Regions from separate parts of the Homo sapiens genome. Here all the other regions are linked to region 1. Evidence: chromatin contacts called from ENCODE Hi-C or POLR2A ChIA-PET data. All regions are on one chromosome and are shown on one strand. The core of a region is the stretch at or near the end of the contact, and the rest is flanking DNA. Distances in the headings are between cores, read along the strand shown. Region 1 overlaps LRRFIP1 (LRR binding FLII interacting protein 1). Region 2 holds the start of COPS8 (COP9 signalosome subunit 8). Region 3 has its middle 70 kb from the start of COPS8.

Region 1 (4,962 bases), core at 1,185-3,684:
TTTTACAAAATACAGCATCAAGGACCGGGTGGCCAGAGCCGGTGCCCTCACCCGCTGTTGGAACCACCGGGGAGCGGCTGGGGTGCTTTGGAGCACTCAACCCGCTCAGCACCTGGGGACCACCTCCGCCGAGGACTCCAGACGCCAAATCCACTTTGGCTAGTCTCCCGGGTCCGCCCAGCGCGGACAGGATCCTGCCTCTAGGATTTTGCCGTTGTCCAGCTCAATATGCAGTCGTGGGGCTACGGCTGTAGTTTGGCATTAAAATTGGGCAGGGGATGAGGCGGAGAGGGTTTGCAAATACACATTTTCATGCAGCTTGTGGTTGAACATGAATGGGAATAAAAGTGAAAGGGTGCACTTTGGAAAAGAAATATAAAACCCTAGCTTTCCACTTAATCAGGTGTTCGTGGGATCTTGGTAAAAGTATGAGCCCCAAACAATCACTCTTTCATCAGGTAGAAATTAATCATCTACTGGGTGTGTGTGTAAGATTTAAGATGAATCAGACTGCCTTGACCTTGGGAGAGCTTATTAGGAAATGCCAGAGAGAGGTGTAGAAGTAGAGTCTGATGAACTCATACTGAAAAGCCAGTTCTTTGCTTGTCAGATGGTTGCTGTTTTTTAAATGTCCATTTTAGTGTGGTTTTTCTGTGACTTCGTTTAAAACTCTGGCAGTGGGCCAGCCCTCTGGAGCCGGTTTTTACCCCTTCAACTAATTAGTTCCTAGGGGCCTGGGAAGAGAGACCCTTGAATCACCATCAGGGAAGGGTTCTTGAAAGAAGGAAGGGTGGGAATGTGGTTGAGCGGTGCCAGTGTTCTGAGGAGCAGCCTGGGACACCATAGATGGCAGGAGGAGGATGGAGGTGAAGAGCTGCCTGCTGGACTTAGAGTCCTTGGAGAAGGGAAGAGTAAACATTGAGAACAGGATGTGAGGAAACTAGGGACAGGCTAATCAGAGGAGTAGGTAGAGGCACACCTGGAGCAGCTAAGGCACTGGCTACAGGGTCTATTACTTAAGGCTGGGAGCCTCCTGGGCGGGTCTGGGTTCAGATGACTTCGAGATGCTGCCGGGAGGAAGGGAGAGGAAAGTCTGGACTGTGTCCAACTGAGTAGTTATGTGATCAGCCCAGGCCCACTGTCCCTCACCCCCAGTTCCAGAACCCAATAAGCTTTGAAGACCGGAAGGTTTGTGTTTTGTTTTGTTTTTATAAGTTTGTGGCAGAATTTTGGCAGTGAGACTTGCCCTGTCCAATGGGGGGCTAGTTTTGGTCTTCACTGATCCCTCTGAGTGTGAATTTTCTTACGTTTCTCTGCAGTCTTGTTGATGTCTTTGATTAAGGGCTGCTACTCTGGGTTGTACCAGAATATATGGTGTATGCATCTTACTACGTTTCTAATGTCCAAAAATGCTGAATTCTGAATCATGGCCCCAAGGGTTTTCAGAGAGAAGTTGTGAACCTGTAGGAGCTTTTCTTGGTAAATGGTAGCAAAAACTGTATCAGAGTGAGACATGGTGAACAAAAGCAAAATGCAGTTCCTGTTAAGAGGCTAATGTTCAGGTAGGGAAGGAAATGTGCTGAGTGGTGATGGGAATTGGGGGTCATCATGGGTGGGGGGTAGGGCGTCACCCAGCGGCTGCCCTGGGCCATGGGCTGGGTATAGGCACAGGAAAGTGGTTGTGGGTGTTTCACACTGGTTTGTGCCAGTTCTTGCTCTGCATTGTGTCCGTGGGTTCAGGGATGGGTCTCCTGCGGAAAGGAGGGACTGGGGGCCGCACCCATGCAGAGGAGAGCCGGGTTGGTCAGAGGAAGTAGATTTGGCAAGCTCCACCTCAACTAGAAGACAAAAGCAGGATCTGAGTGGGAGCCTGGGCTTCTTCAGCAAGTGGGCACCAGCCCTGGAGCTGTAGGAGAGGGTCCGATGCGGACAGTGGAGACACTGTGCATTTCTGCAGCTTTTGTAACTTCCCTGTGTTTGCGATGGCTTGTGTCACCCCGCTCTCTTTCCACATACTGATTAGCATTCAGCCCTTCTAAATGACCAGCACTGTCCCAAGAAAGGGCTGTTAGGGGAGAGCGTGGACACACAGTCTCCCAAGTCCCATCTCATTATAGGTACCTGGGCCAGGGTCCCCAGGTGTGGGAGAGTGGAGTCTTGACCAATATGGGGATGAATCAGTTGGCACGAGGCGGGCTGGCCCTGCTCTAGCTCAGTCTGAGATGGTGGAGCGTGGAATCATATGGTGTGTGTTTTAGGCATGTCATTTCCCCGGGCAGGTAAGACATAAATATAGTAAGGTAGGTCTTTTCTAGTAGTATTGAGAGTGTCCTACTGGGGCAAAGATGGAGACTAAATTTCCCTTTTTCTTTAAGAGTCAGTTTCTGTTCAGCCTGAGTTAATATCCCACAGCGGAAGCCTCCTTAGCAAATTTCAAAAAACCCTGCAGTCTCAACTGCCACTTATGCTGAGCACAGGAAATCAAGTTATTTATAGTTGCAGAACGGTGTTTCAGCGAAGTTGATTGGAGAGTTACCTGATTATAGTGAGATTCTTATCCAATCCCTACAGAATTGTGAGACTAAATGTTGGTGCAGCATGTTTGGTCCTCAAAAGGCAATGTCCAAGAGGAACTTCTTATCCCCGAAAAATCAGGCTGTGTGACTCAGCAAAGGAATTGTTTATGACTGGTTACTCATATGCCAGTGCTTCCAGAATATCTGCTCGTATTTAAAGGAGTGATCTTGAAGCCCCAGAGGCCATAATGTTTAGATTACCAACCTCTTCACCAATCAGTAAGTCCATTACATCTCACTACGTGTTAGACATGGGACAGGAGAAGAGGATTTTTATTACCTCACTGTTATTACTGGAGGCCGCCCAAATTTGTTTTTTGTTTTTTTTTTTTAAATAAAGAAGCTTGTTTTCATGGAATGGACTTACTAGAACTTTTATTATTCAGACTACCTAGATAAAATTAAGTAAATTCGTTTCTTTCTCCCAAATTAAATATTTTGACTACATGCAAGATTTAATCATTCAAAATTGCCATGTATTTGATTATAGACCAGTAGTATAATCCCCCTGCCCCAGGCCAGATTCCAAAACAATAAACCAAAACACACACACACCTGGCAACAGAAATTATATGTATTCCGAGACTCATTCATTCATTTTGGAAAGGGCCAGTGTTTCCAGTGGTTTCTCCTTGGGATTGTAACTTTACAACTTTAAAACTAGGTAAGTAGTTTTCCCTTGAATCTAAAGTATAACTACTTTGTAGTAGAGAAGTAATTTATCTTAAATCACTATAATGAAGATTTACTCTTAATTTTAACCAAAATGTTTCATTTATTTGTGTAATGAAGATGATCAAAGCAACGCCACCTGTGATCCTTCTGTCTTTTTTACTGTATGTGGCACGTGGCTGTGTGATTTTCCTAGGGAAAGGAGTGGGCTTTCCCTGTGGGTTGAGAACCTCTGTCCCCCTCCTCTGAAGTTTCCCCAGTTTTTCCTGCTTCTCTGCTAGGTGGGTGCCTTAGCATGCTTGTCTTCTCATCGTGCTTCTAAACTTCTCTGAACCGGATTTATACTCTTAGGTCAGTAGCTGTCAAAGAAGACACTAAGTAGTGAAAGTAGCTAATATTTACCAAACCCCTGCTGCGCCCACCTGGTGTTTTATGTGAAGGTCTTCTCTAACCCTTGCTGTAACCTCATGGGGAGCAGATCGTTTTCTCTCAGTTTTTCAGATAAAGAGGAAACTGAGGCTCAGAAAGGTCAGGGACTTTCCAAGCCCTCACAGCTAGTCAGCAGTGGAGCCAGTTCAGACCCAGGCCTGCTGACTCGGAACTGGTACTGATAACTGTCACCACTGTATGCAATGCTGCAGGCAGGGGCTGGCAGGTAGTAAATGTGCAAGATATAGCTGTGGCTGCCACGGCTGCTGCTGCTGCTTTTGTCGCTGTTGTCAGCTTTTCTTGGCAGCCCTGCTGTCTCATACCCCAGTATTGGGGCTGAAGGATTTCTTTTTACCAAAGCTGCCTCTTAGGACAGAAGTCCTTGTCTTGAATGCATACTGGGAAGTCTTCACTCTGTCAAACTTTTCTGTTCTCTGCCTGGTAATTTCCAGACAGAAGAGAACATTCAAAGAACGAACTTACTTTCCTTCTTTTTTTTTATTGAGACAGTCGTGCTTGATTGCCCAGGCTGGAATGCAATGGCACAATCTCAGCTCACTGCAACCTCCGTTTCCCAGGTGCAACCGATTCTCCTGCCTCAGACCTCTGAAGCAGCTGGGACTACAGGTGCCTGCCACCTCACCCGGCTAATTTTTGTATTTTTAGTAGAGATGGGGTTTCACCACATTGGCCGGGGTGGTCTCAAACTCCTGACCTCAAGTGATCCTCCCATCTCGGCCTCCCAAAGTGCTGGGATTACAGGCATGAGCCACCACACCCGGCCCAATGAGCTTTACTTTTCTACATAAGGAAAATAATGGTAGAAATGAAATAGCTGTGAAACTTGTTTTGCTATTTTTGTACCATGCTAAAATGTTAACTACTGCTTATGTCGGCATACACCTGAGAGCTGCTGTGATTTAAGCCTTTTTATTTTTCTGGGTATGATGTAACTCCTCCCCTACCTCATCCAAGTAGATAAGTTCATGGAGGATAAACATGACAGCTGCTGTTTCTTTTATAGCTGGTTCCAGGGAATATCCACTGAATATAGGAAAGATTGTCAGTTGCTGTGTGCTGCCCTGGTGCTGGTGGAGCTTTCAGCCTTCTTCTCAGAGGAAACAATTTAAATGTTTTTGTGAAACCCTAGAGGTCTGGGGTTTGTAGGACAGTCTTGAGCAGAGCAGGCAAAGGTGAAGGGAGTGGAGCCCAGACGTGCTGCCTGGAGGGAAACCTGTCACCTGGAGAGGAAACGGCACAGGGGAGGCCCAGCCGCCCTCGCCTC
Region 2 (4,962 bases), core at 2,463-4,962, 610 kb before region 1:
GACTGGGTAATTTATGGAGAAAACAGGTCTATTTTGGCTCATGATTCTGTTGGCTGTACAGGAGGCATAGTGCCGGCTTCTGCTTCTGGGAAACCTCAGTAAATTTCCAATTATGGTAGAAGGTGAAGGGGGAGCAGGCATGCCACATGGCAAGACAGGGAACAAGACAGAGGGAGGAGATATCGTGCTCTTTTAAACAACCAGATATCACGTGAACTGCTAGAGTGAAAACTCACTCATCACCAAGTGGATGGCATTAAGCCATTCGTGAAAGATCCATCTCCATGATCCAATCACCTCCCATGAGGTCCTCCTCCAACACTGGGGATCACATTTCAACACGAGATTTGGAGGGGACAAACATCCAAACTGCATCAGCCATCCTAGTACAATTTCCAACCTCCTCAATCACTGTGCTTCTCCCAGAGAAGAGTTATGGGACAAGGGCCAGTTTGCACAAGGAGAAGACCAGGTGTGGTAATGGGTCTGAGACCCCCATCCTATAGCCTCCGGAGTGCATGATTCCCTTCAGCACGCTGACCCCATCCCTCGTTGCAAGAGCAGAGAGAAACGCAGTCCTTCCCACTCCAAAGCCAGCATCTCCAGGAACAGAGGGTCCTTGTGGGTGCCTCTCATTGACTTTCTTGCTTCTTCCCAGTCTCGATCCCTCTTCTGAGTCGCACCTCCGGAGATGACAGCCTTTTACACCACACTGCTCTTTCCTGTCCCCCTTCACTTCTCTCATTTACTATCAAAAGTCTGGGGGGAAAGGTGGCTCCAGCACAGTACAGTGACAACTTAAAACTGAATGTCAACCATCACAGCCCTGAAGACGCTTCAGTGCTTCACTGCCACTTGGAGTTCCCAGTGTCCAGGCCAGGGTCTCACCTTAGACCCCAACTGCTCCCAGAGACTCCTCTCTGCCCCCCAAGGACTCTCCTCCTACCCTCTCTGGCATCCAGGCTCCAACTCCCAAATTCCTGTACTGGCCTTCCAAAGAACAGCTTAGTCCTTTAAGTGACACCCCATCTCCACCTCTAACCTGTGATATGTATCAAAAGCCTCACCGGGATTTCCTATTCAGCAAACAGCCACCTTTGTAGGTTTCCACCTCTTAGAGGCCCAAAGCACCTGCCAAAGCGTTCACATTATAGTTTTCCCTTTAAATGATCAAATAGCCAAGCAGGGCTTCTATTGAATATTTCTTTGCCCGAAAAGGGTTAGAGACCATTATTACAAGCTTCAAAATCCTGCTCCTCATAGTTCTGTCAAGTGATCTTAGAATCATACTGCCCTCAGTCCTTCTCTTCCTTGCAGCCGTGGATGAAACTCTGTTGCTTTATTACTCCAAGATCTCTCTAGTTCTGCTAACTACTTATGTGCCCTTCTATTTAATGTTGGCAGTTCCTTGAGGAACACACAAGTGTTTTTTTTTTTCTTTACATTTCATTCAGGGAATTACTAAACAATCATTTCCACACAGAGATGTTGTGGATTACGCCAAAAAAAAAAAAAAAATCAAGGATGGCTGTCTCTGTCTTGAAATGCTTAATAATTTTATCTGTAAACTTGTGGTTTGTAAGTGAGGTCCATTAAGACAATGGAGCATGAGCCAGGGAAACGGGCCTCTACGTGTGGCCACTGATGTTCCATACAGCATTCATAATGCACCATGCACACTGAATTCCCTGTGGACCCCTGATGTTGCGAGGCCAGCAAGACTCAAAGTGAGCACAAGGTACTCGTGCTGTATCTACAACTGAGGGAGCTGGGTGCTGACACCCCAAAAGGCCGCACTTTTCCCCTTAAGAGAGTAAACTTGTTTCGAAGGCAGAAAGAAGGCAATGGTGTCTTAAGAAGCATGAAGAAACCATATTGTATGAGTCATGGTTCTCTAGAGGGACAGAACTAATAGGATATATATATTTATATATATATATATAGAGAGAGAGAGAGGAGTTTATTAAGTATTAACTCACATGATCACAAGTCCCACAATGGGCAGTCTTCAAGCTGAGGAACAAGGAGAGCCAGTCCAAGTCCCAAACTGAAGAACTTGGAGTCTGATGTTCGAGGGCAGGAAGCATCCAGCGTGGGAGAAAGATGTAGGCTGGCAGGCTAGGCCAGTCTCTCTTTTCGCATTTTTCTGTCTGCTTTACATTTCTAGCTGCACTGGCATCTGATTAGATGGTGTCCATCTAGATTAACAGTGGGTCGAACTTTCCCAGCCCACTGACTCAAATGTTAATCTCCTTTGGCAACACCCTCACAGACACACCCAGGATCAATACTTTGCATCCTTCAATCCAATCAAGTTGACAGTCAGTATTAACCATCACTCATATCATATATTTTCTTATTCATGCACTTCTTTATATTAGACACCTGATCATGCCAAAAGGCCAGTCCATAGTTCTTTTGCTTTTCAGTCCTTCCTTACGCATCGGTGAGTCCCAGGTCGAGAGTAGAGGTAGAATTCGTGCACGTAAAGTGCGATGAAAACGGGCAAGTTCACTTTGTGCAGCATCTGTTTTTACCAGCGTGGTTCTGGTAAAAACAAAATCTATATGCATGTATAAGCTATGAAGTACAAATTGCATAATTTCTGTGATTCCACATATGAGATCAGTGCACTTATATTAGTATTTAAAACTGGCATTGCACAACGTAAAGATGGATGGTGAACTTCATGCTAACAATTTAAATCTAAATTTTTCTTGGAATGATATTAAATAACACATAAAAACACTATGAAAAGAGAGAAACTGAGAGGAAAGAGAAAGTTTTATATTTTATGACCTCAGAGGCACTTTCTTTCTGTTTTTTGAACAAGGAAGCTCCGCACTTTTCTCTGAGCTCCACAAATTATGCAGCCAGCCTTGCAGCAGGCAACACATCAAAGCCTCTTTCCTGGGGGTCTAGTGAGGGATGTAAAACACAAATATGTTAATAATATACAATATAATGTCACTAACAGTAAGTGCTGTGCTAAACAAAAGCCAGGATGGCTACAGCAAGCCGGAGGGGAGCTGAGAATTAGATGTAAATTCTGAGGGATGGGAAGGGCCCTAGATTTTAGGGCGTTGTGCAGAAGAGTAACCAGATCTGCTCTACGTTTCAGGAAAGGAAAAAAAAATTCCCTCTGGCTGCGGTTCCGAGAATAGCCTGGAAGGAGGCAGGGGTCCCGGCTGGAGAAGCGTGGCTCCGGGGTGGGGCGTGCAGGGCTAGCCCGGGCGGGGGACGCTGCCCAACAAGCAGGTTTGCGGAGACTCACACCTTAGATTCTGAGTTTTTAAGCTTGTTTCCTCAGAGCAGGGAACTCACGAACGTTTCGTGAGCACCTACGGTATGCAGGGTACGGTGCGGAGCCCTAGCGTCACTGACGACCGGGACAGCCGAGCAGCTGCAGGATCCGTCGTGTTCCCCAGCAATTTTAATATTTAAAAATTCGTTACTGTTGCTGTTACTTGTTTTCTATGTATTGGATGTCTTCGTGAAGAACCCTCAAAAGTGCAACGAACTCCTCCCTGCCAGAGGGCGGCCGCGCGCTCTGAGTACAGCTTCCCGCGGAGCCGGCCAGGTCCTCCAGGGCACCGAGAAAGCCGGCCAGAACGGCGGCGCCCTATCCCGGCCGCAGCGATGTCTGACGGCGCCCCGGAACTGACGGTCTGGTACGCAGGGGCGCTCGGCGGCAACGGCGGCTTTAAACGTCATCGCGGGCGCGACGCCTGAGGGACAGTCTGGGGTTTGGCTGTCCGGACGGTGCAGCGGCGAGGCCGGCCGCGAAGATGCCAGTGGCGGTGATGGCGGAAAGCGCCTTTAGTTTCAAAAAGTTGCTGGATCAGTGCGAGAACCAGGAGCTCGAGGTAACCCTTTGCGTCGCGCTGGGAGAAACTGCGGAGTAGTCTTAGGCCCTGGGGCGGCACCAGTTTCCAGGGTAACGGGGTCTGAGGCTAGCGGGCTTTGGGAGCTCACGGGGCGGGCGTGGGAGGTGGACGTGTGGATCCCTGACCGCCGCAACCTGCTCCGACCGGGCCCGGTCTCCCCGAACTCGCCGGGACCTTTTTGTTATGTGTCTTCAGCTTGTGAGCCCGAAAACCCTGTGCGTCTTTGCTCCAGCACCTACCGATGAGCTCATATTAATTAGGCATCTTTCCTTCCCAGTATCGGGTTGGGAGAGGGTAGTAAAGTGGGTTTTATTAAAGATCTTGGTATACACACACACACTAACACACACACCGCAACTCACACGCACACCAAGAAAAATGTGACCATTGTAACCTTTTTTTAACTCACAAAGCCTTTCTCGTAATGTTGTCAAGTTAGCTTGCCATTTTGTCTTCAGTAAGACAGATGAAAGTTATGCAGCTGTTAAAGTTAATGTTTTTCTTAGACACTTAAAAAGGGTTTATATCATTAGTTTTAAAATTAAATAAAGGAGACAACATCCAGAAGCAGCAGCTCACTAATAGATAATAGATACTTTCCAGTTGAGTTAAAATGGAAAGAATTGTCTTTGCAACGCAGCTGTGGTGATTTTCTGTCTCTTATTCAGGACGCTTGATGTAATGGGCAGAATCAGAATGCTTCAGGAATCTGTCGAATTTGTTTCTTATAATAGTAAGATCATTTAAATGGGAATTTGAGAACTGGGGAAGGGGATCCACTTACATATTCTTGAATGTATAAAGAAACTGAAGCCCAAAGGGAGATAAATCAAAGCTGATGACGAATATAAACTTAATACTCAGAATTTTCGTGTTTGATACTTCTCTAAGCTGTTTCTAAATCTATAATAGGACTATAAGATTACTTATAGTCTTAGACTAAAAAGGCTTACTTTTAAAATTAGCATTTATAAAATATTATTTTAAAAATGAAAGTTAAAGGGTAAATGAGGTTTTTAAAATTTTGTGTTGTTTTGTTTTGTTTTCATTTTTGGCCTTCTAGGCCCCTGGAGGA
Region 3 (4,962 bases), core at 1,656-4,155, 540 kb before region 1:
GATAACAGTTTGACTGGGCTGAAGTCCAGGTGTCGACAGGATTGATTTCTTCCAGGGGCTCTAGGGAGGATTCATTTCCTTGCCTTTTCCAGCTTCTGGGGGCCACCTGTGTTCCTTGGCTTATGGCCCCTTCTTCGTCTTCAAAGAGCATCACTCCAATGTCTGCTCCAGTGGTCCCATTTTCCCTCTGACTCTGACCCTCTGGCTTCCCCCTTTATAAGGACCCTGTGACGACATAGGGCCCATTTAGATATTCTAGGACAATCTCTTCATTTCAAGAGACTTAATCACATCTGCAAAGTCTTTCTTCCATGTAAGGTGACATTCAGATTCTGGGATTAGGATGTAGTCATCATTGGCTGGGGGGTCATCATTCAGCCTTTCAAACCATAGGTCTTGACTGCTAATGGGTCATGAGAGCAATTTAATGGATCATAAATAGCATTTTTATAAAAATGTGATAGAATAGAATAATAGAATAATCAGAGGCACCACATTTGATACAGGTAAGTGCTGCCTTGTGAAATTTATCTCAGGAATACTCATCTACAGGTCTACATACCCAAGCAAATGTGTCTACAGGGTTCCAGAGCTAAAGGTTGGGCAAATTTGGAAAAACATGGCTGTAGAATATCTGTTGAATGACATTGCCTAGAGTGACCCAGTGAAGATAGAAGAGAACTTGGAGTGAGGCAATTGACCATGCCTTCCCTCTGCTGTGTGACCTTCAGTAAGTCAATTAACCTCTCTGAGTTTGTTTACTGGACTGTAAAACAGGGTTATTGTAATGATCAAATGAAAAAAAAATTGTGAAAGTTCTCTGGAGACATACAAATGTCAGGCAAGGTGGTTAGTGTGGTTAGTCTTCGAGAAGTGAATTGCCTTGAATAAAAGGGGTCTTATATTTGCTGTTCCCTTCGCCTTCCACACGATGGCATCCTTGAAACACAGGGAGGTGGCTGCAGGTGGCCTGTTGTGGCAGCTAGAAAAAGGTGCTAAGGATGTGGGGACATGTATTTCAAACTTTAAAGGGCCAAGGTCTCCACATGAAGGGTCGTCTCGTGAAAAGACTATATTGATATGATTTCCTTTTCCCTTCCAGTGGCAAATCCCCTCCTGACAGGCAAGCTCTTTGCCAAACAGGCGTTTTCCAGTCCTCAGAGCAGCTGCACATCATTATAAACAGTCCCTAAGTAAAGGATTGGCCCTGGACCATGTTGGGTCAATTAGCCCCTTTCTCACCTGGTTCTTTCCACCAAATTTCCAAAACGTTCAGTCTCCCACCACCCAAAACAGAAAACCCTGGTCCCTGCACTCAGAGTTACTACCTTTTATTTATTTTTTTTAAGAGATGGGGTCTCACTATGTTGCCCAAGCTGGACTCGAACGCTTGGGCTCAAGCAGTCCTCCAGCCTCAGCCTCCCAAATAGTTTGGATTACAGGTACCCGCCAGTGCACCTGATTTTAAAATCGCTACCTCTCTTCCTTCCCTCTGCCACCAGATTTCTAGAAGGAGCAGGGCACTCTTGCCTCTGCTTCTGCTATTTATTGACTCTGACTTTCAACCCACAATTCCACACACGGAAGCTCCTTTTCTTCATGGCCTCCTAATTGCAAATTCACATTTTCATTCCAATTTCTTCCTGTGACTTCTCTGCTGTGCATGGTGTTGACCACTTTCTCAGAAACTTTGGGTCTTCCCAGCTTCATCTGGCCTCAGGTCCTGGCTCCTCCCTATATCCGCTCACATCTGGCCTCTCCCCATCAGTCCCTCAGCTCCATCCTCCCTCCACTAGCTGCCAATCATGTGTCCCTGGGTTTCTGTTCCCCACACAGGTGCCTCAGGCAATGGGACTTGCAGACCCACACTCTGCCCCAGCCTCTTGACATGCCCATCAGAGTCCTCATCTGCCATTTGAGAGACAGGAACCCTGGCTCAGATCACAGTATCTCCATGTACCCAGACAGCGGGATCCTAGCAAGAGGGGCTGTCTGCTCAAGGTCATGAGAAAGTGGCAAGCAAAAGAGAAGGGTCGCCTTCCTCGGGATGGGCCAGCCTGAAGGAGTCAGAAGAGCGGGGAGGTATGAGGAACTCTATCTTGGGGCTGAACAGAAGCCCACAGTGCAGCCAGGAAGTGTGACATGAACAGTTCAGGCTGTGCACAAAGACGGGGAGAATGCTGGAGGTTTCTTATGGCAATGAGAGTTTCACACACCTGCCTTATTGCTTAGCCTTTGTGTTTCCCCTCAGGGATTAGCAATGCAATTCGAAAATAAAACTCACTGTGTGGCTGTTGGAGGGGGTAGCACACAGGCTGCCTCACAGCCAGCACAGGCAAGAAAGTCCCCCCAGGACTCAACAGCAATGGATTTGCAGCGGTGGGTGGCGTTTCCTGTGCCTTTACCCTGGGCTGGCCCCTGTGAAGTGCTTTCTGAGGACTGTCTCAGTCAGTCTTTCCAGCAACCTCAGGAGGCATCATTACCCTCCCCATTTTACCATGAAGGAAACCGAGGCTCAGAGAAGCAAGGAAGTTCCCTAAGGTCACACAGCCGGCCCAGAGGATCAGAACACAAGCCCAGGGGACGCAGCCCCAGGAGCTAATGAGAAAAGTGCCTGTGATTCGGCTTCAGGTCATACTGAGCACTTCTGTAGGCCATGCAAACACATTCTTTTTTTCTTTTTTTCCTAATGCAGGTTAGGGCTTAACTGGAACTTAACTGGAAACTTCTGTGCACATCTGCAGACACAGAAAAATGAAAACTTTAGCAACCAGCTGCATGTCCCAGAGAACAATTTTCCAAGGATAAAAGACACTCAGTGACTTCACAAGCACGGCACTGTGATGTCCCCTCCCTCCCCCTTTCATGAAATTCAGATGTCATTAGAGTAGGCTCCTAACCGTCCTTACCACATCAGCCCTAGGATGCCTCACTGAGGGCATGCGCTCAGTCATCAAGAGCACGCGGTGGTTTGTGTGCAGAGGGAACTACCCAAGGGAACAAAAAATAAGAAAAGACCTCAAAGTGGCCCCTGCCCCTGCCCACAGACAGGGAACCGGGTCTTTGTTTTGCTTCCTACGGGGAAGCATGCCCTGGGCAGTGGGTCTGGGGTGTGAAGACAGCCACCTCCCCACTCCAGCGTCTGCGGCTGCAGGTAGGGGAGGAGGCTGGGAGGAGGCCCTTCCGCACTTCCAAGCTGATCAGCGCAGCGTGAGCGCCGGCGTGCGAGTGGGTGCCGCGTCCAGACGGTTTCCATTTCCCCGGATAACCACGGAAAACATGAATCAGGAGGGCCCCGCGCTGGCCCAGCTGCAGTGTGGGGGCACACGCCGGTGAGTCACAGGCTGTGCTGCCAGCGCTGTTTTTCACATTTCTGTCCAGGGAACAGTTTCTCACTGGACGTTCAGTTTTTTCAGTCCTCTCTTCCCCCAGGACGTTGCTCAGACTGTGTCCAAGGGCTCCCTGTGCCCGCAGTGAGATGACAGCTTTCCTGCTGCCGGTAACACTGAGGAAGGCTGATTGAGCACAGCTTAGGGGACAAGGTCCCTGCAAATCAGGGACACGGAGTAACTCCTGGTCCTCAGCACAGCCCCTAGAAGAGGGCGCCTCGCAGACCCATTTCACACATGAAGGAAGCAAGGTCAAAGCTCTGGCCCGGCCGCTCATCAGCTTCCAGGGCTCTGCCCTCGGAGTCCACGCTCTGAAGCGGGGTCGCGTCAGGCATCGCATCCCCAGCAGCTCACCGATCGCAGTTCCCAAACGGCCGTATGCCGCACACGTCCCAGCTTCTTCCGGTGGCGATGGCCACAGAGATGCGAGTGCTGTCACTGCTGAACGCAGCAGAAGGGCTAAGTGCCCACTCAGCCCAGGGCAGAGGAGCACAAGGTTCCTCCAACCTCGAACAGGCTTCCTAGCGTTCCCAGACCCCGTGCCCTCCTTAGAGAGGGAAGGATGCCACCTCCCTCAGGAGCCACTGCCAGGTCTGTGCCTGTACTTTGCACATATTGTCACCTCCGGTCCTACAACAACCCTCGGCGATGGGCAGGCTCGCTATCCCCACTTACAAGTGAGGAGACTGAAGATCAGAAAGGATAAGTGAGCGGGCCGTGATCACTCAGCTACTGAGTGGCGGGGCCAGGATCTGAACAGAGGGCTGGTGGCTCCAGGATCTGCAGTCCTGCTGAATTCTGGCGTTCCTCCCTCCTCTGACCCTCCAAGGCTGCCTGCACCTGTGGCAGAGAACACTGAGCTGCCTTTGCATAAATGTGCTCTCACACCATGCTCTGCTTTTCCACAGGGCTGTTCATTGCTTGACTTGGCACAATTCACAGTCACGTGCCACACAGTGACAGACCACATATAGGGAGGTGGTCCCATAGATTATAGTGGAACTAAAACATTTCTATTGCCAGGCCCCCCGGGGCTTTCTGAGTACAAGAAGGCTGCCTTTTTTTTTTTTTTTTTTTTAAATCAGAGCCATTGTAACATTCTAGCACAATGACTGTATTTTTTAAATTAATTTAACCTAAGTACACAGTGGTTGGGTTAAAATCTACAGTAGTGTACAGTCATCCCCAAGGCCCTCCCATTCACCAGCCCCTCACTCACTCACTCACCCAGGGCAATGTCCAGTCCTGCAAGCTCCACTCATGGTAAGTGTATACCATTTTTTATCTTCTATACCATATTTTTATAGTACTTTTTCCACATTTGGATATGTTTAGATAAACACACACAGGGCATGGAGCTACAGCTGCCTACAGTATTCAGTACAGTAACATGCTGTAGGACTTTGCAGTGTAGGAGCAATAGATAGCCTGGGTACGCTGTGGGCTACACCACTTTTTGGCACCAGGGACCGATTTTGTGAAAAACAATTTTTCCAAGGCCCAGGGCAGGTGTGGAGGAATGCTTTTGGGATGAAACTGTTTCACCTCAGATCATCAGGCATTCGATTCCCAT

The links. A loop is a pair of places that touch in the nucleus more often than their neighbours do. ChIA-PET counts read pairs that join two places held with the same protein, here RNA polymerase II (POLR2A). Pooled maps may share reads with other maps.
Region 2: a map of CD8-positive, alpha-beta T cell shows a loop between it and region 1 (4-fold over the local background). The contact joins the promoter of COPS8 here to the enhancer-like site in region 1. A Hi-C loop is called at or near these places in 1 of 168 maps with a recorded cell type or tissue (CD8-positive, alpha-beta T cell), 3 of 37 single-sample maps with no recorded cell type and 12 of 50 pooled maps. POLR2A ChIA-PET finds 5 or more read pairs at or near these places in 1 of 52 experiments (MCF 10A).
Region 3: a map of OCI-LY7 shows a loop between it and region 1 (4-fold over the local background). The contact joins two enhancer-like sites. A Hi-C loop is called at or near these places in 1 of 168 maps with a recorded cell type or tissue (OCI-LY7) and 5 of 50 pooled maps. POLR2A ChIA-PET finds 5 or more read pairs at or near these places in 1 of 52 experiments (OCI-LY7).

The regions. Positions count from the first base shown.
Region 1 is chr2:237,692,862-237,697,823 of GRCh38, forward strand. All of the region lies in intron 1 of LRRFIP1 (LRR binding FLII interacting protein 1), which reads left to right. Among named protein-coding and RNA genes, the nearest start is that of LRRFIP1, 68 kb to the left of the region's middle. RefSeq lists enhancers at 1,721-1,900, 4,223-4,432. Within about 2 kb of position 2,435, at least 23 of the 41 ENCODE cell types and tissues checked have a DNase peak (open chromatin) inside an H3K27ac peak, as active enhancers do; they include CD8-positive, alpha-beta T cell and OCI-LY7, where a contact is called at or near this core.
Region 2 is chr2:237,082,177-237,087,138 of GRCh38, forward strand. It overlaps COPS8 (COP9 signalosome subunit 8), which reads left to right and starts at 3,713. Exons shown (of 8, transcript NM_006710.5): 1 at 3,713-3,866; 2 at 4,951-4,962. The coding sequence starts at 3,789. It overlaps COPS8-DT (COPS8 divergent transcript), which reads right to left and starts at 3,645. Exons shown (of 3, transcript NR_187934.1): 1 at 1,980-3,645. RefSeq lists enhancers at 2,759-3,653, 3,294-3,843, 3,654-4,548.
Region 3 is chr2:237,153,311-237,158,272 of GRCh38, forward strand. No RefSeq gene overlaps it. Among named protein-coding and RNA genes, the nearest start is that of COPS8, 70 kb to the left of the region's middle. RefSeq lists an enhancer at 2,729-3,263. Within about 2 kb of position 2,906, at least 17 of the 41 ENCODE cell types and tissues checked have a DNase peak (open chromatin) inside an H3K27ac peak, as active enhancers do; they include OCI-LY7, where a contact is called at or near this core.